5 separate regions of the Homo sapiens genome follow, and regions 1, 2, 4 and 5 are each linked to region 3. The links are chromatin loops, found by intact Hi-C in ENCODE. Cell type or tissue: GM12878. All regions are shown on one strand. Region 1 overlaps FIRRE (firre intergenic repeating RNA element). Region 2 overlaps FIRRE (firre intergenic repeating RNA element). Region 3 overlaps FIRRE (firre intergenic repeating RNA element). Region 4 overlaps FIRRE (firre intergenic repeating RNA element). Region 5 overlaps FIRRE (firre intergenic repeating RNA element).

Region 1 (5,000 bases), 84 kb before region 3:
GCTGGCACTTGTGGCCTATGGGGAAATACATCAAATGAGGATTATAAAAATTCAGTAGTGGCCAGGCATAGGTGGCTCACGCCTGTAATCCCAGCACTTTGGGAGGACGAGGCAGGCAGATCATGACATCAGGAGATTGAGACCATCCTGGCTAACACGGTGAAACCCTGTTTCTACTAAAAATACAAAAAATTAGCTGGGTGTGGTGGCGGGCGCCTGTAGGCCCAGCTACTTGGGAGGCTGAGGCAGGAAAATGGCGTGAACCCGGGAGGCGTAGCTTTCAGTGAGCCGAGATCGCGCCGCTGCACTCCAGCCTGGGTGACAGAGCGAGACTCCATCTCAAAAAAAAAAAAAAAAAAAAAAAATTCAGTGATCGGGAATTGATGAAGAAATTGCTTCATTAAGTGAGTAAACTCTTTATCTAGCTCATTCTTTGATCTGTTTGGTTTTAGGAGGTTTGGTTTATGGAGATCTTGGGTAAGGGGCATACTCCAAATTCTTGGTATATCCTCTAATAATAGTCTCCCTGGTGTGCTGCGTTCTCTCAAAGGTTTTAAATGCTTGCATGCAGCCATCTCTAAAATGAAATATAGTTTCTTTTCAACTGGAATAACAAGAGCCAAAAGAATCTGCAACCATGAGGACACCGTAACCTATACCTGACGTGCTGAGAATGAAAACCCAAAATAATAGTAACCAAGAGTGGCACTAAGGCCCTAAGTTTTGGTCCCACTCTCACTCAAGTGAAAACCTGAATAAAGGGGAATTTTTTAAAGAAAATTATGGGAGGCCATTGTTTTGGACTGAGCTCATGCACTAGGCCCCTACAAACCAAACCAAACCAAACCAAAATGGAGTCGCTCGTGCTAAAACTTTAGGGAAACGCATAGATTCTACAAGAGACCAGGTTTTGTTTTTTTTCTCCTGCATATCTCTATAAAAAACATTTCTGACAGCATAGGTATCAACCCCCTGAAGTTCCCATTAAATCTTTTAGCCAAATTCATTTCCTCTCGCCTAGATAATCATCAAGCTTCAGATGATCATGCAACCACGGTTCCAGCCAGTTCCAGGTGAAGACACCACCCCTGGCCATCAAGAAGCTACCCTGCCTCCACGAGATAGAGCATGGCGAGAGTTCCGTGATTTCCAATAGGTAGGGACTATGCCCCAGGTCGGCATGAAGCAGTTACAGAAGAAAGCTCTTCAGTCCCTCTGCCTCACATAAAGATTTATGGGGATCAAGTCTCTCAGCGGGGAGATGAGGCAGGAGAATAGGGCCTGGAGGCAGGGGACCTAAGGCTGTTTTACGCTGACTTCCTAGAACTAAATTGAAAGGAAAACCCTCACTTTCAACGCCTAAGTAACAAAAGGACCAGAGGCTACTCCCTTTGACCTTTTCTGCACTACAGATGGAAAATTGGCTGTGGCAACAAATTAGGCTGACTTCTGGCCTAGTCTTCGTTTGCATACAAGTATAACTTTGTTAACTTCACCCTAGCCTCTGATTGGTTGCTTTTTGCAACCAATCAGATATTTGCACAGGAGTGTGACCTTTGTAACTTCAGTTTAGCCTCTGGTTGTCTCCTTTCTGCAACCAATCAGATTTATTTCGGGCGACCACTCCACTTACATGAGGTGGCCAATGGGAAACTTCTAGGGGGTATTTGAACCAAAGAAGATTCTGTATCCAGGCCCTTGAGCCTCTGCTGAGGCCATCTCCCACAGTGTGGAGTGTACTTTCGTTTTCAGTAAACCCTTGCTTTCATTCTTTTGTTACTTCATTCTTGCTTTGCTTTGCTGGGCATTTTATGCAATTATTTGTTCAAAACGCCAAGAACCTGGACAACTTGCAATCCTGACCCTCTACGGGTCACAAACCCAAGTTGCACCCAACTGGACAAATCTCCAGTAATCCATGTTCAGTGGCGCCTTTATCTCTGGAAGGCGTTTTTTCAAACAGAAAGGGCGGGAGAAAAGGGCTCCAAGACAGGGCTTGATTGAAAATGTGGAACCCTACTGCCACCGTGAGGAAATCGTTTAAAGACGGAATACGCCATCATGGCGTCCTTCTCGGAAAGCCTCCCTGTGGGGGAAAGGCTGATCTGTAGGCCCCCAGGCTATGTCTTCCTGCCTTTTCCTCTAAGGCCTGAAAAGAGACAGGGACATTGGCGGTATCTTGGTGTAGAATCTGGAGAGTGCGGGGTTTGGAGTGAACCAGCAGCTGCCAGGAGGTACTGGCACAGGAAGTCGTGGAGCGGAAACTTGGTTCCTCCGGTGTGGGGAGGACAGTAGGGAACCAGTCAAACACACATAGAGGCTCTTGTGGGCATCTGTCTCTTCTACCTGCCCTTTGGAGCAAGAGTCAGCAGGCTTTCACTTGCTAGCATCTTGCTATGGGTCTTGGGGTTTCTGGTAGCATCAATATCGCTCACAAGGAACACAGTTATTCCAAGGGAAGTTTACAGGATTTGCTGTTAGAACCTTCACTCTCCAGGTTCTACAGCAAGGTACCGCCAATGTCCACGTCTCTTTTAAGGCCTTAGACGAGAAGGCAGGGACTCTGAGCATGGAGCCCAAGCCTCTTCCACCTCCCCACAGACCAGACCTTCCCCAACAGGTAGTCCTCACAAGACGACCCATGTAATGGCGTAGGGATCCGTTAAATGACATCCTCGCGATGGCGGTAGTGCATCAGATATGCCAGAAAGCCCTGTCTTGGAGCACCGCCCCCTTCTCCTGCCCTTCCTGTCTGAAAAAACGCGACTCATAGACAAAGGCGCAACCAAACATGGATGCCTTCTATTTGCCCAGTGTGGAGCCTGCTAGTCTTACTGCTGCACTTTTTCATTTTGTTTTCCACTTGAAATCAAACCGAGGCCTAAAGCACCGGTCCTCATCAGGAATCCAGTTCTTCCAGAAATTAAATATCCTCCTGACCTACTCTGTGTGGGTTTGATTTACTTCAGAGTTACAGGTCCAGTAATTTCCGAGGCATCAAACTGTCTCCTTCAGGGAATACATTCAGTGGATGAACTCACAAAAAAGAGAAAAGGAGCCGGGCGCGGTGGCTCACGCCTTTAATCCCAGCACTTTGGGAGGCCGAAGCTGGCGGATCACCCGAGGTCAGGAGTTCGAGACCATTATGGCCAGCATGGCAAAACCCTGTCTCTACTAAAAATACAAAAATTAGCCGGGCGTGGTGGCACAGGCCTGTAATCCCAGCTACTCCAGAGGAGGAGGCAGGAGAATCACTTGAACCTGGGAGGGGAAGGTTGCAGTAAGCGGAGAGCGCACTATTGCACTCCAGCCTGGGCAACAGAGTGAGAGTGTCTCAAAAAAAAAAAAAGAGAGAGAGAGAGAAAAGGGCTAAAAGCTTGAAAGCTTGGAAAAGAACTCCAGCAAAAAATTTAAAAATCCCAGAGGTCTTCGCCCTGGCTCCCCTGTCAGGCATCCAGGGAATTCTTCCTATTCTAAGAGCCTTATGTGGTACATCATAGGCAACAATTTGGCATGAGCCATTAGAGGAGAAACCAGGTGACGCTCCTTACTGCATGCCATATATACTCCAAATGCCATGATACTCATAGAACATATGTTCAATTCATATCAAGGTGGCTCAGGGTTTCATCTCATGGTCTCATCATTTAACATCAAAACACAGCATGTGCCCGTGCCATTACATATTCTTCAAGTATTCCCTGAGACTTTATGGGGTGTGTGTTTGTGTTCGTGTTTGTGTGTGTCTCTGAGAGTTTTATAATTGGTCTTTTAAGTATAAGGATTACAGTATTCTCCAACTAGTAAATTAAAGAATAATGCTTGACAAAGATTAAGAAAAATCCATGTATTAACACAGAAAACCGCTACCATACAACTTGTCAAGGTAACTCATGAACTTATGGATTATTTCCATGCATCTTTCAAAATGTGCATACATTAACTTCATGCAAAAAAATAAATCTGTGTAAAAAGTGGATTACTGTGTACATAGTGGTTTGGATCAGACCAAATGTGTATTTTAATGAAACTTTCAGATGCATGAATTAATTCAAATGTCACCAGTACTAAGTCTTATATGTCAACATTTCATGCCTTCAATATAAATAAAGGTAAATCTTAACATACAGCCTCAGGAAAATTACTTTAGTAAAGTAGACAATATCAGCTCTTTGATTTTTTACAGCTACATCACTACACATTTCTAAAAAAAAGTTCATGAAGAGACAAAGACATCAGAAATTATGGCTACCTAACATTTTGCTCAATTTGTGTAAACAATTTCCACTCTTAACCATTTGCTTTTGGTTTCCATTGGATATTAACCTGAGATGTAATCCATGCACCCTCATCAAGCATCTCATCTTTTTAAGAACTCAGTTTCTGCACAACCAAATCTTCCCATTTCTACTCTTTTTCACTCTGCATCATATCTGCAGTATTTTATTGTGATATCAAATAGTCTTGTAGTAATGGGGAGAGACCTTAGGTTTCCATGCCTAAGGAGAGAAGAAAAAAAAAAGCTCACCTCTAAAGGCTTGGAGAAGAGCAAATCTAGGCACCAGGCCACGTGGTTCTTGTCCTGATTCCCTACTCAGGTTCCCCGGGAATTTTACTCCATGTTCTAATCTAGTCAGTAGGCCTTATACATTGAGGGGGAGGATGCTATTTAGTGGGGCACTAACATAAGGGTACGGATAGCTCTCAAGCCTGACAAGACACACACAGCCCTACTTGAATAGACACAAACACAGGAATGACTGTAAATACTAATCAGATTGATCACAGGATTTTGTCTCATAGTTTCATTATTTAACACTGAATTAGAAATATTTTCCAGTGTCATTAAATGGCTGTCACTTAGGACTGTGCCCTATGACTTTCTTGTGTATGTGTCTTATTGTTTTTCAGTTGGGAATCAGTCCTATATTTTCTCATTAGTAACAAAGACATGGAATTTGCAAAGAAGTTAAAAATAACCATGTGCTGATCAAGAGAAA
Region 2 (5,000 bases), 110 kb before region 3:
ACACATATGAACCTGATAAACCACTAGCTAGACTAACCAAGAAAAGAACAGACCCAAATAAACAAAATCAGAAATGGCAAAGGAGAGATTACCACTGATACCACAGAAATACAAAAGATCATCAGAGAGTATTATGAACGACTATACACTAACGAACTGGAAAACCTAGAATATGCAGTCTATATATACAAAATGGAATACTCTTCAGCCATTAAAAAAATGAAATGATGTATTTGCAGCAACTTGGATGGAACTGAAGATCATTATGTTAAGTGAAATAAGCCAGGCACAGAAAGGAAAATATAGCTCTCATTCATCTGTAGGAGCTAAAATACTTGTTGGCATGGAGGTGGAGCGTGGAATGATAGATACCAGAGACAGGAAAGGGTGTATTTGCGGGAGGGCAGTGGGGCTGAAGAGAGTTGGTTAATGCGTAGAAACATACAGTTAGAAAAAATAAGTTCTAAACTTTGATAGAAGAGTAAGGTGACTATAATCAACACTTTTCTGTAGTTTTAAAATAGCTGGAAGAAAGGACTTGAAATGTACCCAACACATAGAAATGATAAATACTTTGTTGATAGGTAACTTAAATATCATGAATTGATTATTACACATTGTATGCATGTAACAAAATTTCACATGTACCCTTAAATATATACAAATATAATGTATCAAAAAATTAAAAATAGAAAATTAAGAAAATAAATAATAAATTAAAAAGCTTAAAATATGGAAAGTAAAAAGCTGTTTAATAGTATTGAAAAGTGCTTCTGTTGCAATCTTAAATGAGGTCCACAGCAAGCATACATTACTTTTTTTGTTTTTTTAAGTGTCTGTTATGGAAGGAGAGTATAGAAATGTGTTACTCTCTGTAAGGCAATTTCTGTAATATACAAATTATGCCTAACTACCTCTATTGGCTATGCTTAGAAAAGGATTGTGGCAGACCAATTCTCCCTGACAATCACACAGACAGGCCTGCATGACAGTCACACAGGCAGGCCTGCATAGCACCTCAGTTACACAGACAAATTTCTACAGAGTGGCCTTAACATTGAGCAAATAGTTTAACCGAGGGAAATCGATGCCCAGACATCAAAGCTAGAAATAAAACATATGGTCAAGGCCGGGGGCGGTGGCTCACGCCTATAATCCCAGCGCTTTGGGAGGCCAAGGAGGGCAGATCACCTGAGGCCAGGAGTTCGAAACCAGCCTGACCAATATGGAGAAACTCTAACTCTACTAGAAATACAAAATTAGCCGGGCGTGGTGGCGCATGCCTGTAATCCCAGCTACTCGGGAGGCTGAGGCAGGAGAATCGCTTGAGTCCGGGAGGCGGATGTTGCAGTGAGCGGAGATCGCGCCATTGCACTCCAGCCTGGGCAACAACAGCGAAACTCCGTCTCAAAAAACAAAAGAAAAGAAAGAAACATATGGTCAGTAGGAACCTTGCATGGGCTTCTCTGGAACAAGCCAAAAGAATGGAGACAGTCTTACATTCCTAGTGCCAGGACCCATCTTGGGTCAATGAAATCTGAGACGAGTCAAGGTAACAGAGGCAGCTGCATTGGAGAGTCCAAGGCAGCTCTCCGGACCAAGCTGTAAAGGAGATAAGATAGAAATAATCATTCCGGTACCACAGTAGACAGGCTTTGAAGGTACTGGGGCCCTTTTAATTGGACTTAGCAAGCATTTTTTTTGCCTCTGACATTCTAGTTGAAGCAAATTTAGTTACCAATAGACATAGGCGAATGCTATATTGCAGTAGGCACATAACCCCAACCTATATAAGCACTAAGAAAATTGTAACACTTTGAGTTGGTCTGGTGGAATTATCTCCAGCGTTCTTCCTGTATCCAGTTACAGCAATAAATTCCTGTGTTTCCTAGTTTGCCTGCTTTTCCGTACTAGGCCTCTAGAAAATGCAGCGGGCCGGGCTTCGTTCCTGGAACAGGAGTAACTCCCAAACAAGTATTAGTGTAGGACTGAAAATAAATGCAGACTATCTTGAGAGTCTCAAAGGAAAATAGGGTGGCTAGAGAGGCCTTTCTCTAAGTCTTGAACTTCTAGCATTTTATTCTCTCTCTTAAGCTTGGAGACTTCACACTTATCCTTTCAGGTAGAAAATCTGATACTATGGGAAAGTACTGGATATAGAATGTTGAGCAGAACTGCACAGATTGCATATAATGAAAGCAGAACTCCATAGACAAAGTCAGGTGTCAATTAAATTTCTGAAATAACAATATTCCTGATGAGGGTGAGTGGTTTTAGGTCTCAGTTTGATTCACATGGAAAACAAAAGCGGAAGTTGAGTAGTAAGGCAAGGTTGCCCCCAAACTGGACAAAACATAAGGCAGCCATGTTTGCCGGAGTTTTTTCAGACACGAGGGGCGGGAGAAGAGGGATCTAGACACGGCTTCTTGGCGTTTCTGGAGCACTACTGCCATCGTGAGGATGAAGTTTCATGAAACCCTACGCCATTACACTGTTCTCGAATTCTGGAGAACAGTATTTTTCTCTCTGTTGGGGAAATTCTGATCTGTGGGAAGGAGGAAGAGGCGTGGGGCTCCAAGCTAGGTCTTCTTGCCTTCTCCTCTAAGACCTTAAGATAGACCTGGACATTGGCGGTATCTTGGTGTAGAACCTGGAGAGTGAGGACTTAGAATGAACCAGCCCCTGCCGGGCGGTCCTGGCACAGAAAGTCGTGGGGCGGGGCCTCGGTTCCTCCTCTGGGCAGGACTGCAGGAACCCGCTCAAAGACAAATGCAGGCTCTTGTGGGCATCTGTCTCCTGTTCCTGCCCCTTGGAGCAAAAGTCAGTAGGTTTTCACATGGTATTATCTTACTACGGGTCTTTGGCTCTCTTGTGGCATCAGTATCCGCGCACAATAAACAACGTTCTTCCAGGGGAGGTTTACAGGATTTGCTCTTAGAACCTTCACTCTCCAGGTTCTATACCAAGGTACCGCCAATGTCCAGGTCTCTTTTAAAGCCTCAAACGAGACTAAGCAAGGACTCCCAGCATGGAGGCGAACCCTCTTCCACCTTTTACCAGACCACACCTGCCCCAACAGGTAGTCCTCACTAGAACTCTTTAATGGCGTAGGGTTTCGTTAAACGATATCCTCACGATGGCAGTAGAGCTCCAGATATGCCAATAAACCTCACCTTGGAGGACTCTACTCCCGCTCTTCTTGTGTGAAAAAACGCCACCCATAGACAAAGGCGCCACCAAACATGGGTGCCTTGTATTTTGCCTTCTTTGGGTCCACCTGGTCTTACTGCTGCACTTTTGCTTTTGTTTTGTTTTTGCTTTTGTTTTTGTTTTTCTTTTGAGACGGAGTCTCGCTCTGTCGCCCAGGGTGGAGTGCAGTGGCACGATCTCAGCTCACTGCAACCTCTGCCTCCCGGGTTCAAGCAATCCTCCTGCCTCAGCCTCCCAAGTAACTGTGATTACAGGCACCGCACCCAAGTCGAGCTAATTTTTGTATTTGTAGTAGAGACGAGGTTTCACCATGTTAGCCAGGTTGATCACGAACTCCTGACCTCAGGTGATCCGCCTGCCTCGGCCTCCCAAAGTGCTGTGATTACAGACGTGAGCCACCCCACCTGGCCTTGCTTTTGTCTTCCGTTTGAAATCAAACCAAACTCTAAACCATGCACCCTCGTCAAGAATCTTATTATTTCAGAAATTAAATGTCTTCTTGATCTAGTCTATATGGGTATGATTTACGTTACAGAATTATATGTCCAGTACTTTCCAAGGCATCAAACTGTCTCCTTCAGGGGATAAATTCAATGGATGAGGGCACAAAAAGGAGAAAGTTGCTAGAAGCTTAGAGATTTTCGCTGGCAAACAATTTACAAATCCTGGTGGTCTCTGTTCTGGCTCCCCTCCCAGACAACCAGGGAGTTCTTCATGTTGTAGCTCATGTGTTGCATTGTAGGCAACAATGTGGCATGCATGAATCATAGAGAAGGGACCAGATAGCTGTCATTACTGCATGTCAAATATGTTCCGCATGGCAAGATACTCATAGTACATATGTTCAATTCCTGTCCAGGTTACTCAGTGTTTCATCTCGGGGTCTCATCATCTAACATCAAAACACAGCATGTTCCCATGCCATTACATATTCTTCAGGTATTTCCTGAGACTTTATGGTGTGTGTGTGTGTATGTGTGTGTGTGTGTCTGTCTGCATTTTATAATTTGTCTTTTAGGTATAATGTTTACAGTATTCTCCCACTAATTAATTAAAAAATAATGGCTGCCAAAGATTCGGAAAAATCCACATACTACTAAAGAAGAAAAACACTACCATACAACGTGTCAAGGCAACTAACCTTTTGGATCATTTCTGTGTATATCTTTCAATATATATATACATTCTTGATTTCATGTAAAAAATAAATCTGTATTAAAACTGGATTATAGGCTGGGCACGGTGGCTCACACCTGTAATCCCAGCACTTTGGGAGGCCAAGGTGGGCGGATCACCTGAGGTCAGGAGTTCGTGATCAACCCGGCCAACACAGTGAAACTTCATCTCTACTAAAAATACAAAACTTAGCGGGCACCTGTAATCCCAGCTACTCAGGAGGCTGGGGCAGGACAATCACTTGAACCTGGGAGGCAGAGGGTGCAGTGAGCCAAGATCATGCCACTGCACTCCAGCCTGGGCGACAGAGGGAAACTTTGTCTCAAAAACAAAACAAAACAAAACAAAAAAACTGGATTACATTGTACATTGTGGATTGAATCAGACCAAGTATGTATGTTAACAAAGGTTTGAGGAGCATGAATTAATTTGAATGTCATCAATATTATATGTCAACATTTTAAGCCTTCATTATAAACAAAGGTAAATCTTAAACTATGCCCTCGAAAACATTGCTTTAGAAAAGTAGACACTATTTTTTGTTTGAATTTTTACAGATACATCACAATGTGCATATTGGCTCTCTAGAACACATACATGATTATATATTTGGT
Region 3 (5,000 bases):
TTACTCCTCCTAGATACTGTTAAGATAGTGGTATTTGGCTAAGGGATGGAGTCAAAACCATAGATCTGATTAAATAAATACCTAACCTACTCCTGAAATCCTGCCAGAATCCTTTATAGGAGAACATAACCAGGACATAGAGCAAAACAGCCAGATTACATAGTCCATACAGATTAGCCATTTGATACACAGAGAAGTAGAGAAAAATGAAGAGTGGATTAAAGAGGAGAAAATAGAAATATCAGGGAAAAAAATCCAACATACGCTATTATGCAATTGGTGTTTAAAGAAAAAATACATACAGATTATAGTAATACGATAGGTCATTTTGTGTTCACTTATCTGAATTCCATATTTTCTAAATATTCTGTATTGAGTCTATTACTTTTAATTTTAAATATTTCTACTTATAAATATTTATATAAATAAAAATATTTCTATTTCTTATAAATAAATAGCTATTTTCATATTTTTAAATTATACTTTTGGATAACTAAAGTACAACTGTCAAAATGCTCATACTATAACCAAGAGAAAAAGTATAAAAGAAAAAATATGCAGGACAATGCCCAATTTTTGTAAACATGTATGTGTATATACAAATTAAAATTTATCGGCCAGGCGCACTGGCTCACACCTGTACTCCCAGCACTTTGGGAGGCCAAGGCGGGCCAATCACCTGAGGTCAGGAGTTCGAGATCAGCCTGGCCAGCATGGCGAAACTCCGTCTCTACTAAAAATATAAAAATTAGCTGGTCACGGTGGCACACGCCTGTAATCCCAGCTACTTGGGAGGCTGAGGCAGGAGAATCACTTGAACCCAGGAAGCAAGAGGTTGCAGTGAGCCGAAATTGCGTCACTGCTCTCTAGCCTGGGTGGCAGAGCAAGGCTCTGTCTCAAAAATAGAAAAAAAAGGCCGGGCACGGTGGCTCATGCCTGTAATCCCAGCACTTTGGGAGGCCGAGACGGGCAGATCATCTAAGGTCGGGAGTTTGAGACCAGCCTGACCAACATGGGGAAACCCCATCTCTACTAAAAAAAAATACGAAATTAGCCGAGTGTGGTGGCACATGCCTGTAATCCCAGCTACTAGGGAGGCTGAGGCAGGAGAATCGCTTGAACCTGGGAGGCGGAGGTTGCGGTGAGCTGAGATTGTGCCATTGCACTCCAGCCTGGGCAACAAGAGCGAAACTCCATCTCAAAAAAAAAAAATTATCAATATATTTAGGTAAATAAAGCATAAAGATGTGATCAGTGTTTGTCTCAAGACTGTGGAATGATAAATAGGGTGAACATTCCTTTCAGTGTGCCTTAGGAAGTCACGGTTCACACAGTTGTCCAACTTGGACAATAAATTATACAATTATCTAAGGAGGATACACAATGTACATTCTCTACCTAACTGCCCAATTAATTATTTAAAATGTGTTGTTTCTTTATTCATTCAAAGCATCGTGTATGTGAAAATTAAAACATGAATATATGAGGCATAAAAATATAAAAGTGTAAGAAAAGGTCATACGATAAAGTTGATAATGTTTTAACATATTAGTTCAAAACCTATGGAACAGCTTAACTCTGATGTCTTTAAATGATAATAGCTAAATATGAGTATTTATTTTGAACATCAAGTTTGAGCAACTGAAATATTTATTAGTGAGTTCTCCATCTGGAAAGACATTTAAAAAGAAGGATGCCATTTTGGTTACTTTCTAAAATATGTGAGCCAGAAAATGGAGTACGCCATAAGAGCCTGGGAAATGAGCCAGGTCAAAGACCACAACGTCTGATGGAGACAGATAGCCAAGCCTCATACAAGCTTTGGAGTTCCAGCAATATCTTTTCCTCATGCACGGACTCCTTGGGACTTGAACCTTGTATCAGAAAACTTGAAAATGGGGAAAATCCTGCATATCTAATGGTGACCGATGAGGAGATCTATGAAGCTGTAGTAGAGGAAACTGAATTACTGAAAAGAAAAGATGCCTAATGAGAGTGGGTGGTTTTAGGCTTCAGTTTGATTGTATATGGAAAGCAAAAGCAAAAGCGCAGCGGTGTGAGCAAGTTTCTTCAAACTGGGCAAGACACAAGGTAGCCATATTTCCTGGTGGCTTTGCCTGTTAGTGGTGGTTTTTTTCAGATGGAATGGGAGGGAGAAGAAGGCCTGGGGGCAGGGTTAGTTGGCTTTTCTGGGCCCATACTGCCATCGCGAGGAAGTAGTTTGACAAAAGCAAAAGCTTCGGGTTTGAACTTCCCTCCTATCTAGCAGTTAAGAAAGATGTAGCAAATTCAAAGGTTCAACAGGGCCTGACCCCAAGATGGGCCTTCTCAACTTCAACTCTTAGGCTTTCCAGGAGTTCAGTCTGGACAAAGGCAAAATCTCAGTGAAGAAGCTGCTAAGTAAGGTACCAGGACTGATGCAGGGCTTTGGTTTCCTCTCACTGTGGGCAGGACTATGGAAAAACTACAGTCTACACACAGCTTCTGGGCATTGGTCTCCTGACCCTGCCCCTTAGACCATGAGACATTTGGGCTGGCACAAGATATCCCTGTACTTTGGGGTATGGGCCCCAATGTTAGCAACGTTAGAATGTGAGGAGGGGGAAATGAATCTCATTCGAGGTGGCATCTAACAGCAGCTGGAGGTCTCAGGGACACCAAAAGTCTGGTGCCTCTGTTGCCTAGAGCAAGAAGGATCTGAGGAAAAGGAGCATGTGTCACTGTGCCAAGTCAATAAATTCCAGAACATCAATAAGAGTGCAGATATACACAACCAGAAGGCCTGGAGGTATTCTCTGAGCCCAGGAGTTAACAGCTGTAGTGGCTTTGCAGCATTTTTTTCTAGGGTCCATTGTGAAGGCATACCCACGTGGAGGGATCTGCTCTCATTTCATCTCTCTTAATGGGACAGAAATGGTTTCTTTAGCTTTCTTCTAAGGAAGATGAGGCTTTTAAGGCTCAGGATCTAACTGTTCATTAAGATTAGCAAGTATTGTTCTCTGTGCCTGCTCCTTAGCCTTTTTCTGATGAAGATTCCTTGTAGGCCTGACAAGATATCCTTCAGGGAGTTGAGTACATCAGGACCCCCAGAAAACTTGCCTCTTTAGTACCACTCTTTCGTACCAGGGATGATCTCTGTACATGATCCTTTAGAGAAAATGCTGAGCAGTCCATGAAAACAAGCATGAGTATTTTGATATTCTTTCTTCTGCTCTCTTCTAAATCTATTCCATTTGAATATTTGCATGAGTACGTGTATGTGTGACACTCATGGGTTTGTTGGTATGACTTTAGGCTTCCCCATAGTTTGCAGATCTCCTTGGGTTTTGAAATTTTTCCTTTTCCTTTTCCCTTTTATTATAAGGCCACCGCATGGGTCATTAAATATCCTTCGGATGGTTGGATTTTGTGTTACTTATAAATTTGCCCAAAGATTTTTGTTTTCTTCACCATAAAAAGTGATTTTTTAAAATTTCCATATGTAAACAGAGCAATGTATAATTTTCAGAGAAACTGATTCTTACACTGAAGGCTATTTTAAAACCTGAAAGGTATACCTTTGTTTCTTGATTTCCAATGTAAACTTTGCTTGTTACTATTTCAAACGTGGAGACATGTATAACGTTAATACTTGAGGGCATGGCCTTAAAATAATTACTCCAGGAAGGTAGACACAATGAGTATCTTCGTTAGAAGACTGCAAATTCATTCTTTAGAATTCATATATATGCACTCAACTTACAGTAGTCATACATGGAATAAGTAGAGAGAGATAGACTTTATTTTTTCCTTTGTTTTCTCTTTTTTTTTTTTTTTTTTTTTGAGACGGAGTCTTGCTTTGTCGCCCAGGCTGGAGTGCAGCGGCGGGATCTCGACTCACTGCAAGCTCCGCCTTCCAGGTTCACGCCATTCTTCTGCCTCAGCCTCCCGAGTAGCTGGGACTACAGGCACCCGCCACCATGCACAGCTAATTTTTTGTATTTTTAGTAGAGACGGGGTTTCACCATGTTAGCCAGGATAGTCTCGGTCTCCTGAACTCGTGATCTGCCTGCCTCAGCCTCCCAAAGTGCTGGGATTACAGGTGTGAGCCACCGCACTTGGCTTGTTTTCTTGTATTAGTAAACTAGGATGGTTTGATCCCAAAGAGTCAATAATTTGCTTTAACCCCTAATCAAAGAGGTGGAATATCTTTACTGATGTGGACACTGAGAATGGAATTCAGTCTTTTCAAGGACTTAAGAGGACTACCTGGTATAGCTGAAACATGTGGAGTCAATCTACTAGAGAATAGGCCCTTTGCTCCTCCCCACTCTCTGACATTGCAGAGGAAAGCTGAATGAACCTACTCATCTCTGCACTCCTGTCTCCTATGGGAATGTGACCTTGACTCTGGACAAAGAGTGTGCTCATGTGAAAGGTTAAGTGATGCACACATATTGCCCACCAAATAGTTAAACCAATTGACAATGCTTCCCACCTCACGGGAACTTGTCCAATTCTACAAATGTTCACACAAACTAGGTGTTATCAGTGGTTTCATGTTCAGTAACTTACTTAGGGATATTTTGAAGAGGTGGGGAATGGTTGAGACTTTGTCATACTGTAATTTACTTGAGTATTGGTGAATTTGAGAACCTCTGCCAATGGACTTTGTTGTTCCATGGCCTTTTTCTTCTGCGAAGTTTGTGCCTGGTTCCTTTTCTCTTTCCTTGCTGAATTGTTTCTCTTTAACTTTTCATCTTGGAATAGCTAATGATCTGTAATGGATGTCAATGGTTGAAGGGCAGTAAATACTGACAAACAATTGCTTGTAGTTTCCTGTTTTTGCTGTTATTTTTATTATGCCTGAAACAATGAAATTGTTTCCATCGGCAATCAGGCCTGTTAGCCTCTATTAAGTATAGCCAGGTGAGGTGAGCACAACATTCTTGAGCCTGAGGAATTCCTGAGCTGAGGCCACTGCTAGTGCCATCCACAGTTCTGTCTCAACACATTTGTCT
Region 4 (5,000 bases), 66 kb before region 3:
CATTGGCTGGGCGCGGTGGCTTACAACTGTAATTGCAGCACTTTGGGAGGCCGAGGCAGGTAGACAGCTTGAGCCCACGAGTTCAATACCAGCCCTGGCAATGTAGGTAGAACCTGTGTCTACAAAAAATACAAACTATAGCTGGGCATGGTGGGGTACAACAGAAGCCCCAGGTACGTATAGGAGGCAGAGGTGGCAAGATCACCTGATCCCAGGGAGATTGATGCTGCATTGATCCATGATCATCATGCCACTGCACTCCAGCCTAGGCAACAGTGAGACAGTCTCATATATATATATGGCATTTAAAATTTTGTAATATATCTCCAGACAGATATAAATACACACACACTTGATACAGTTTAAATATAATTGGATGCATAATGTTTGAAATTTGTACAAAATCTGCAGCATCACTTTATGCTCTTTGAATATATCTACATCAATATATACTTTTGAGTGCTTTAATTTTTTTGTATTTTATTCTACAAGAACTTTAAGAAATTATAAAGCAGAAAACATATGGTAGGTCAAACATAGTGAGAAGAAATAATCACTTTTCCCTATGCACATATAATATGGACTTTTTAAAACTAATGTTCAATTTCCTCTGTAGTATAACAGGTTTTTTACTTTTTATTTTAGATATGGGTTTTCGTTGCCGGGCAGGTTAGCTCACGCCTGTAATCCCAGCACTTTGGGAGGCTGAGGCGGGCGGATCACAAGGTAAGGAGATTGAGACCATCCTGGCTAAAATGGTGAAACCCGTCTCTACTAAAAATACAAAAAATTAGCCGGGTGTGGCGGCACACGCCTGTAGTCCCACCTACTTGGGAGGCTGAGGCAGGAGAATTGCTTGAACCCAGGAGGCGGAGGTTGCAGTGAGCCCAGATCGCGCCACTGCACTCCAGCCTGGGCGACAAAGCGGGATTCTGTCTCAAAAAAAAAAAAAAGATATGGGGTTTCGCTATGTTGACCAGGCTGACCTCGAACTCCTGACCTCAAGCCATCCTCCTATCTCAGACTCCCAAAGTGCTAGGATTATAGGCATGAGGTGTCATGCCCGGCCACCCAGTAGTATAACTGTTATAAACAAGTTTTCTTCACTGATAATTTGAGCACTTTTCTAATATAATTAATTATCCATAGAAATAATGATAGGTTTAAAAGTATTGGCACTTTTTAGAACTGAGTTTGTAAAATTCATATAACATAAAATTAGCCATTAAAATGTGTGAAATTGAGTGGCATTTAGTACATTCAAGATGCCGTGCAAGCATTACCACTACATAGTGGCAAATCATTTTCATTACCACAAAACAAAACCCCGGACCCATTAAGCAGTCATTCCGCATTGGGCTCTCTCTCTGCCCAGTCCCTGACAAACACTCATCTGCTTTCCCTCACTACTGATCATAACAAGTGGCCGTTTTCAACTTCCTTCTTTCACTTAGCTTGTTTCAAATTTCATGTATTGGTTATCTATCTCTTTGATATCTACCTTTGTTGTTGTACCTGCATCCACACAATTTATCACCTTAAGGAGACAATTTTATGCCATGAAACTTGCTGGACCTGTAACTGTGTGAAGTAAATCATACCCAGATAGACTCAGTGAGGAGTGTATTTAATTTCTGAAAGAACAAGATTCCTGATGAACCTGGGTGGTTTAGGCCTCATTTTGTTTTCACACGGAGTAAAAAAAGGAAAAATTCAACAGTAAGACCAGGTTGCACCAAACTGGACAAATCTCCAGGAAGCCATGTTGGGTGGTGCCTTTGTCTCTGGGTGGCGTTTTTTTCAGCCAGGAAGGGCGGGAGAAAAGGGCGCCAAGAGAGGGCTTTCTTGAAAATATGGAGTACTACTGCCACCGTGAGGAAATCGTTTAATAACGCAATACGCCATTATAGCTTCTTTCCGGGAAGCCTGGCTGTGGGGGAAGGTCTGATCTGTGCGGTGGTGGAAGAGGTTTGGGCTCCAGGCTAGGTCTTCTTGGCTTCTCCTGGAACTCCTGAAGAGAAACCTGTACATTGGCGATATCTTGGTGTAGAACCTGGAGAGTGAGGGGCTTGCAATGAAGCAGCAGCTGCCCAGCGGTCCTGGCACAGGAAGTCGTGGGGCGGGGTCTCGGTTCCTAGTGTGGGCAGGACTGCAGGAACCCACTCAAACACAAATGGAGGCTCTTGGGGGCATCTGTCTCATGTAATTGCCCCTTGGAGCAAGAGTCAGCTGGCTTTCATGTGCTGTCATCTTGCTATGGGTCTTTGGGTCTCTGGTAGCATAAGTACCGCGCAAAATCAACAAAGGTATTCAAAGGGAAGTTTACAGGATTTGCTATTAGAACCTTCACTCTCCAGGTTCTATACCAAAATATCGCCAATGTCCATGTCTCTTTTAAGGCCTTAGACAAGAAGGCAAGGACTCCCAGCCTGGAGCCCAAGCCTCTTCCACTTCCCCACAGACCAGTCCTTCCCCAACAGGTAGTCCTCAGAGAACGCTGTAATAATGGCGTAGGGATTCACTAAACGACTTCCTCGCGATGGCAGTAGTGCTCCAGATATGCCAAGAAGCCCTGTCTTTGAGCCAAGGTCTTCCGCCCTTCCTGTCTGAGAAAACGCCACCTATAGACAAATCACAACCAAACGTGGATGCCTTCTATTTTGCCCAGTTGGTAGTCAGCTGGTCTTACTGCTGCACTTTTTCTTTTTGTTTTGCGCTTGAAATCAAACCAAGGCCTAAACCACCTGCCTCCATCAGGAATCTTGATCTTTCAAAAATGAAATCTCCTCCTGACCTAGTCTGTGTAGGTTTGATTTACTTCAGAGTTACAGGACCAGTAATTTCCGTGGCATCAAACTGTCTCTTTCAGGGGATAAATTCGGTGGATGGACATACAAAAAGAAAAGGGCTTAAAGCTTGGAAAAGATCTTTCCAGTAAACAATTAAAAAATCCCAGGGGGAAGGGTGCGGTGGCTCACGCCTGTAATTACGGCACTTTAGGAGGCCAAAGCGGGCAGATTGACTGAGGTCAGGAGTTGGAGACCAGCCTGGCCTACGTGGTGAAACTCCGTTTCTACTAAAAATGCAAAAATTAGCTGGGGGTGGTGGCGGGCGTCTGTAATCTCAGCTACTCAAGAGTCTCAGGTAGGAGAATTGTTTGAACCCAGGAGACAGAGGTTGCAGTGAGCCGAGATTGTGCCACTGCGCTCCAGCCTGGGCGACAGAGCAAGACTCGGTCTCAAAAAAAAAAAAAAAAAAAAAAATCCCAGGGATCTTGGACCTGGCTCCCTGATCAGACATCCAGGGAGTTCTTCGTATTCTAAGAGCCTTCTGTAGTGCATTGTAGGCAACAATTTCGCATGAGCCATTAGAGGAGAAACCAGGTTACGCACATTACCACATGCCATATATATTCCAAATGACATGATACTCATAGTACATATGTTTAATTCCTGTCAAGGTGGCTCAGAGTTTCATCTCATGGTCTCATCATTTAACATCAAAACACAGCATGTCACCATGCCATTACATATTCTTCAAATATTTCCTGAGAATTTATGGGGTGTGTGTGTTCGTGTTTGTGTTTGTGTGTGTCTCTGAAAGTTTTATAATTTGTCTTTTAGGTATAAGGATTACAGTACTCTCCAACTAGTAAATTGAAGCATAATGCTTGACAAAGATTAAGAAAAATCCATGTATTAATAATGAAGAAAACTGCTACCATACAACTTGTCAAGGCAACTCATGAACTTTTGGATTATTTCCATGCATATCTTTCAATATGTACATACACTGTTAATTTCATGCAAAAAATAAATGTGTTAAAAGTGGATTACTGTGCACACTGTGGTGTGGATAAGACCAAGTGTGTATTTTACCGAATCTTTCAGATGTGTGAATTCATTTGAATGTCAACCGTACTAAGTTTATATGTCAACATGTCACGCCTTCAATATAAATAAAGGTAAATCTTAAAATAGGGCCTCAGGAATATTGCCTTAGAAAAGTAGACACTATCGCCGGGCGTAGTGGCTCACGCCTGTAATCCCAGCACTTTGGGAGGCCGAGGCGGGTAGATCACAAGGTCAGGAGATCAAGACCATTCTGGCTAACACGGTGAAACCCTGTCTCTACTAAAAATACAAAAAAAAAAAAAAATTAGTGGGGCATGGTGGCGGGCGCCTGTAGTCCCAGCTACTTGGGAGGCTGAGGCAGGAGAATGGCGTGAACCCGGGAGGGAGCTTGCAGTGAGCCGAGATTGTACCACTGCACTCCAGCCTGGGCGACAGAGCGAGACACTGCCTCAAAAAAAAAAAAAAAGAAAGAAAGAAAGAAAGAAAAGTAGACACTATCAGCTTTTTGTCTGAATGTTTACAGATACATCCCTACATGTTTCAATAAAAAGGCCATGAAGAGACAAAGACACCAGAAACTATGACTACCTAACATTTCGCTCAATTTGTGTAAACATATTCCACTCTTAGCCATTTGCTTTTGGTTTCCATTGGATATTAAACTGAGAGGTTATCCACTCACCCTCATAAAGTATCTCCTCTCTTTAAGAACTCAGTTTCTGCACAACCAAGTCTTCCCATTTCTACTCTTTTTCACTCAGCATCGTATCTGCAGTATTTTATTATGATGTCAAAGAGTCTTCTTGTATTGGGAACAGACCTTAGTGATCCATGCCTAAGGAGAGAAGAGAAAAAAAGCTTACCCTTAAGGTCTTGGAGAAGAGCAAATCTAGGCACCAGGCCATGTGGTTCTTGTCCTGACTGCCTACCCAGGTTCCCTAGCAGTTCTACTCCATATCTGACCTAGGCAGTAGGCCTTACATGTTGAGGGGGAGGCCGATATGTAGTGGAGCTCTAACATAAGGGTACGGATAGCTCTCCAGCCTGACAAGACCCACACAGCCCTATTTGAATGGACACAAATACACAAATGACTATAAATGCTAATCAGATAGATAACAGGATTTTGTCTCATGGTTTCATTAT
Region 5 (5,000 bases), 49 kb before region 3:
CATCTAAAAAAACAAAACCAAAAAACAACTCTACTAGAAAATGTAAAACTTTAGGTCCTTTCAGTCTTTAGACAACTAGATGCCCTTGAGACTATCAGCAAACATACTGGCTCCTGCTTTATCACACCTGGAACAGGCCTGTCTTTGGTGTTCTCATACTGCTGCAACAAAGGACTGTGATACAGTAACACTGCCTGAAAGCTTACTAACTCTTGCTCCAAGGGACAGAACAGAACACACACACCCATCCCCCCCACACACAGCATCTAATGTCTCAGGAAATCCCTGAAGAATATGTAATGCATGGGAACATGCTGTGTTCTGGTGTTAAATGTTGAGACCATGAGATGAAACTGAGTGATCTCGATAGGGACTGAACATAGGGACTATGAGGATCACGCCATGTGGAGCATATAGGCCAAGGAGTAATGACCAGATGGTCCTTACTCTATGACTTAAACCAAATTTTTGCCTACAATGCAACACATGAGGCTAGAACATGAACTCTCTGGTTGTCCGAGAGGGGAACCAGGTCAAAGACCACCAGGATTTGTAAACTGTTTGCCAAAGATCTTCCCCAAGTTTCAAATAAATTTTTCCTAATTGTACCTTCATCCACCCAGTTTATCACCTGAAGGAGACAATTTGATGCCATGGAACTTGCTGGACCTGTAACAGTGTGAAGTAAATCATACCCAGATAGTCTCAGTGAGGAGTATATTTAATTTCTGAAAGAACAAGATTCGTGAGGAGCATGGGTGGTTTAGGCCTCATTTTGTTTTCAGATGGAAAGAAAATAGCAAAAATTCAACAGTAAGACAAGGTCGTACCAAACTGGACAAATCTCCTGGTGGCCATGATCCGTGGGGCCTTTGTCTCTGGGTAGCATTTTTTCAGACAGAAAAGGCGGGAGAAGAAAGCTCCTAGACAGAGCTTCCAAGAAAATATGAAGCACTACTGCCACCGTGAGGAAATAGTTTGAAGACAGAATCCGCCATTACAGTATTCTTCCCTGGAAGCCTCGCTGTGGGGGAAGGTCTAATCTATGCTGAGGTGGAAGAGGATTGGGCTCCAGGCTAGGTCTTGTTGCCTTCTCCTCTAAGGTCTTAAGAGAGGCCTGGACATTGGCGGTATCTTGGTGTAGAACCTGGAGAGTGAGGGGCTTGGAGTGAAGCAGCAGCTGCCAGGCAGTCCTGGCACAGGAATTTCCGGGGCAGGGCCTCTATTTCCCCAGTTGTTTGCTGGACAACAGGAACCCACTCAAACACACATGCAGGCTCTTGTGGGCATCTGTCTCCTGTTCCTGCCCCTTGGAGCAAGAGTTGGCAGGCTTTCATGTGCTTGCATCTTGCTACAGGTCTTTGGGTCTCTGGTAGCATCAGTACCGTGTACAAGGAACAGGATTTTACCAAGCGACATTCACAGTATTTACTTTCCTTCACTCTCCAGGTTCTATACCAAGACACTACCAATGTCCAGGTCTTTTTTTTTTTTTGACGGAGTCTCACTGTGTTGCCTAGGCTGGAGTGCAATGGCGAGATCTCGGCTCACTGCAACCTCCCCCTCCCGGGTTCAAGCGATTCTCAGCTTCCTGAGTAGCTGGGATTACAGGCGCCTGCCACCACATCCGACTAATTTTTGTATTTTTAGTAGAGATGGGGTTTTACCATGCTGGCCAGGCTGGTCCTAAACTCCCGACCTCAGACGATCCGCCCGCCTCAGCCTCCCAAAGTGTGGTCTTTGAGGATAGGGCAAGGATGAGCAGCATGGAGCTCAAGCCTCTTCCCCCTCCCCACAGGCCAGACCTTCTCCAACAGGTGGAAGGACTGTCTTCAGGGGAAGGACATTGACATGGCTTAGGCATAGGGCGTAGGGCGTTGCTTAACTATGTCCTAACGGTGGCAGTAGTGCTCTAGATGTGCTAACAGGTGTCGTGGAGCCTTCTTCTCCCGCCCTTCTTGTCTGAAAAAACGCCACCCAAAGACAAAGGCACAAGGAAACATGGCTGCCTTGCTTTTTGCCCAGTTTGGAGTCATCTGGTCTTACTGTGGCAATTTTGCTTTTGTTTTCCATCTGAAATCAAACCAAGGCCGAAACCACCCACCCTCATCAGAAATCTTATTTGTTCAGACATTTAAAATCCTCCTAACCTAGTCTATATGATTACGATTTACCTCAGATTTATAGGTCCAGTACTTTCCATGGCATCAAACTGTCTCCCTCGGGGGATAAATTTGGGGATGAAAGCACAGCGATAAAATTGCTTGAGGCTCCGAGACCACCAGGATTTACAAATCCTGGTGGTCTCTATTCTGGCTCCCCTTCCAGACAACCAGGGAGTTCTTCATGTTTTAGCTCATGTGTTGCATTGCAGACAACAATTTGGCATGAACCATAGAGGAGGGACCAGATAGCTGTCATTACTGCATGCCATATGCGCTCCACATGGCATGATACTCATACTACATATCTTCAGTTCCTATCAAGGTTATTCACAGTTTCATCTCATGGTCTCGTCATTTAACATCAAAACTCGGCATGTTCCCATGACACTACATAGTCTTCAAGTATTTCCTGAGACTTTATGGGGTGTGTCTGTTTGTGTGTGTGTGTGTGTGCATGTGTATTTTATAATTTGTCTTTTAGATATAAGTCTTACAGTATTCTCCCACTAGTTAATTAAAGAATAATGCTTGACAAAGATTGAGAAAAATCAATGTACTAATAAAGATGGAAAGCACTACAATACAATTTGTCTAGGCAATAAATAAATAAATTTGGATTATTTCCATGCACTCCCAGGCTTATTAGGAAGAGGAAATTCCCGCCTAATAAAAGAATATATTTCCATGCATATATTCCCGCCTAATAAATTTTGGTCAGACTGGTTGATCTCAAAAACCCTGTCTCCTGATAAGATGTTATCAATGACAATGGTGCCTGAAACTTCATTAGCAATTTTAATTTCCCCTCGGTCCTGTGATCTCTCCCTGCCTCCACTTGCCTTGTGATATTCTACTACCTTGTAAAGTACTTGATGTCTGTGACCCACACCTATTCGCACACTCCCTCCCCTTTTGAAAATCCCTAATAAAAACTTGCTGGTTTTTGCAGCCTGTGGGGCATCTCAGAACCTACCGACATGTGATGTCTTCCCCAGAAGCCCAGCTTTAAAATTTCTCTCTTTTGTACTCTGTCCCTTTATTTCTCAAGCTGGCCGACGCTTAAGGAAAATAGAAAAGAACCTACGTGAATATCGGGGCTGGTTCCCCGATATATACACATCATTTTTTTTCTTTTTTGAGACTAAAACTCTCTCTGTCTCCCAGCAGGAGTGAAATGGCGAGATCTCGGCTCATTGCAACCTCCAGTTCAAGCGATTCTCCTGCCTCAGCCTCCTGAATAGCTGGGATTACAAGTGCATGCCACTAGGCCTGGTTACTTGGTTTTTTTTGTTTGTTGGTTTTGTTTTTTTTTTTTTTTGAGACGGAGTCTCGCTCTGTCACCCAAGCTGGAGTGCAGTGATGTGATCTCTGCTCAGTGCAACCTCCGTCTCCCAGGTTCAAGTGATTCTCCTCCCTCAGCCTTCTGAGTAGCTGGGACTAAAAGCATATGCCACCTGCCCGGCTAATTTTTGTGTTTTTAGTAGAGACAGAGTTTCACCATGTTAGCCAGAATGGTCTCCATCTCCCAACCTCGTGATCTGCCCGCCTAGGCCTCCCAAAGTGCTGGGATTACAGGCGTGAGCCACCTGGACCATCCCCAATTGTTTTGTATTTTTAGTAGACACAGGATTTCACCATGTTGGCCAGGCTGTTCTCCAACTCCTCACCGCAAGTGATCCAATCACCCTGGCCTCCCAAAGTGCTGGGATTACAGGTGTGAGCCACCACGCCCGGCTATATATACATTCCTAATTTCATGCAAATAACAAATCTGTATTGAAATTGGGTCACACTCTACACTGTGGTTTGGAGCAGATCAAGTGTGTATTTTAACAAAGCTTTCAGGAGGATGAATTCATTTGAATATCATAAATGGTAAATGTTTTCAACATTGCAAGCCTTCAGTGTAAATGAAGGTAACTCTGAAAAATATATGCTCAGAAACATTCCTTTAGAAATGTAGACACCATTCATTTTTTGTTTAAATTTTTACAGATGCATCACAACGTGCGTATTGGCTCTCTAGAATACATACATGACTATATGTTTGGTTTAAGGTTATGACATGTTAGAAGTAGAGTAAAATGCACTGGGCGCGGTGGCTCATGCCTGTAATCCCAGCACTTTGAGAGGCCGAGGCGGGCGGATCATGAGGTCAGGAGATCGAGACCTTCCTGGCTAACACGGTGAAACCTCGTCTCTACTAAAAATACAAAAAATTAGCCAGACGTGGTGGCTGGCGTCTGTAGTCCCAGCTACTCAGGAGGCTGAGGCAGGAGAATGGTGTGAACCCAGGAAGCAGGGCTTGCAGTGAGCCGAGATTGCGCCACTGCACTCCAGCCTGGGTGAAAGAGCGAGACTCCACCTCAAAAAAAAAAAAAAAAAAAAGAGTAGAGTAAAATACACTTTACTTTGTTATTTATTATTTATCTTATGGTGTGGTAGGTTTAATCCACAAGGTTCAACAATTTGCTATTCTCCCTAAATCAGAGGCAAGGAATGGCTGTTTACGAGGATACAGAGAATGCAATTAAGATTTTATGATGGCTAAAGGGACTACCTGGTGCAAATGAATGACATGTATCCAACCTAAATGGGAATGATAGGCTCATTGCCCCTCCACACTATCTTCCATTGCAGAATAAACCAATCAACCTCCTTGTCACTACCACTGGTACTTGGCTAGGTGTGATTTCCTTGCCAGGCTTCTATCCACTGCCCAGGCACACAGCCTCTATTAAAGATAGTTAGCAAGGGGTGAATAAAAGATCACTTAGCCTAAAGAATTCTAGGTTTGGGGACACCAGCATTTCTACCTTCAGATATGAGACACTG

The links. Peaks named below come from ENCODE experiments on the same cell type or tissue, not always from the same donor. Only the 100,000 strongest peaks of a DNase experiment are listed, where the experiment ranks them.
Region 1: it touches region 3 in a loop (6-fold over the local background); 7 of 110 quality-filtered maps call a loop at or near these places.
Region 2: a loop joins it to region 3, with 8 times the contacts of the local background. A loop is called at or near these places in 7 of 110 quality-filtered maps.
Region 4: a loop joins it to region 3, with 4 times the contacts of the local background. A loop is called at or near these places in 10 of 110 quality-filtered maps.
Region 5: a loop joins it to region 3, with 6 times the contacts of the local background. A loop is called at or near these places in 16 of 110 quality-filtered maps.

What each region holds. Positions count from the first base shown.
Region 1 is chrX:131,726,803-131,731,802 of GRCh38, forward strand. The region is part of intron 8 of FIRRE (firre intergenic repeating RNA element); the gene reads right to left. Among named protein-coding and RNA genes, the nearest start is that of FIRRE, 100 kb to the right of the region's middle. RefSeq lists enhancers at 1,675-1,964, 2,155-2,304, 2,405-2,464. In GM12878, CTCF peaks have their summits at 2,032 and 2,676; DNase peaks (open chromatin) are centred at 1,919 and 2,679; H3K4me3 peaks cover 1,314 bases; H3K27ac peaks cover 1,382 bases.
Region 2 is chrX:131,701,917-131,706,916 of GRCh38, forward strand. The region is part of intron 9 of FIRRE (firre intergenic repeating RNA element); the gene reads right to left. Among named protein-coding and RNA genes, the nearest start is that of FIRRE, 130 kb to the right of the region's middle. RefSeq lists an enhancer at 2,293-2,532. In GM12878, CTCF peaks have their summits at 2,452 and 3,137; DNase peaks (open chromatin) are centred at 2,455 and 3,175; H3K4me3 peaks cover 1,601 bases; H3K27ac peaks cover 717 bases.
Region 3 is chrX:131,811,183-131,816,182 of GRCh38, forward strand. The region is part of intron 2 of FIRRE (firre intergenic repeating RNA element); the gene reads right to left. Among named protein-coding and RNA genes, the nearest start is that of FIRRE, 17 kb to the right of the region's middle. RefSeq lists an enhancer at 1,879-2,148. In GM12878, a CTCF peak has its summit at 2,199; a DNase peak (open chromatin) is centred at 2,149; H3K4me3 peaks cover 675 bases; H3K27ac peaks cover 1,341 bases.
Region 4 is chrX:131,744,770-131,749,769 of GRCh38, forward strand. FIRRE (firre intergenic repeating RNA element) reads right to left here. Exons shown (of 10, transcript NR_152876.1): 8 at 4,537-4,689. Among named protein-coding and RNA genes, the nearest start is that of FIRRE, 83 kb to the right of the region's middle. RefSeq lists enhancers at 1,626-1,685, 1,856-2,205, 2,266-2,325, 2,436-2,625. In GM12878, CTCF peaks have their summits at 1,877 and 2,551; DNase peaks (open chromatin) are centred at 1,492, 1,862 and 2,542; H3K4me3 peaks cover 1,584 bases; H3K27ac peaks cover 1,964 bases.
Region 5 is chrX:131,761,975-131,766,974 of GRCh38, forward strand. All of the region lies in intron 5 of FIRRE (firre intergenic repeating RNA element), which reads right to left. Among named protein-coding and RNA genes, the nearest start is that of FIRRE, 66 kb to the right of the region's middle. RefSeq lists enhancers at 1,022-1,301, 2,354-2,403. In GM12878, CTCF peaks have their summits at 969 and 1,897; DNase peaks (open chromatin) are centred at 957, 1,316 and 1,937; H3K4me3 peaks cover 1,366 bases; H3K27ac peaks cover 1,508 bases.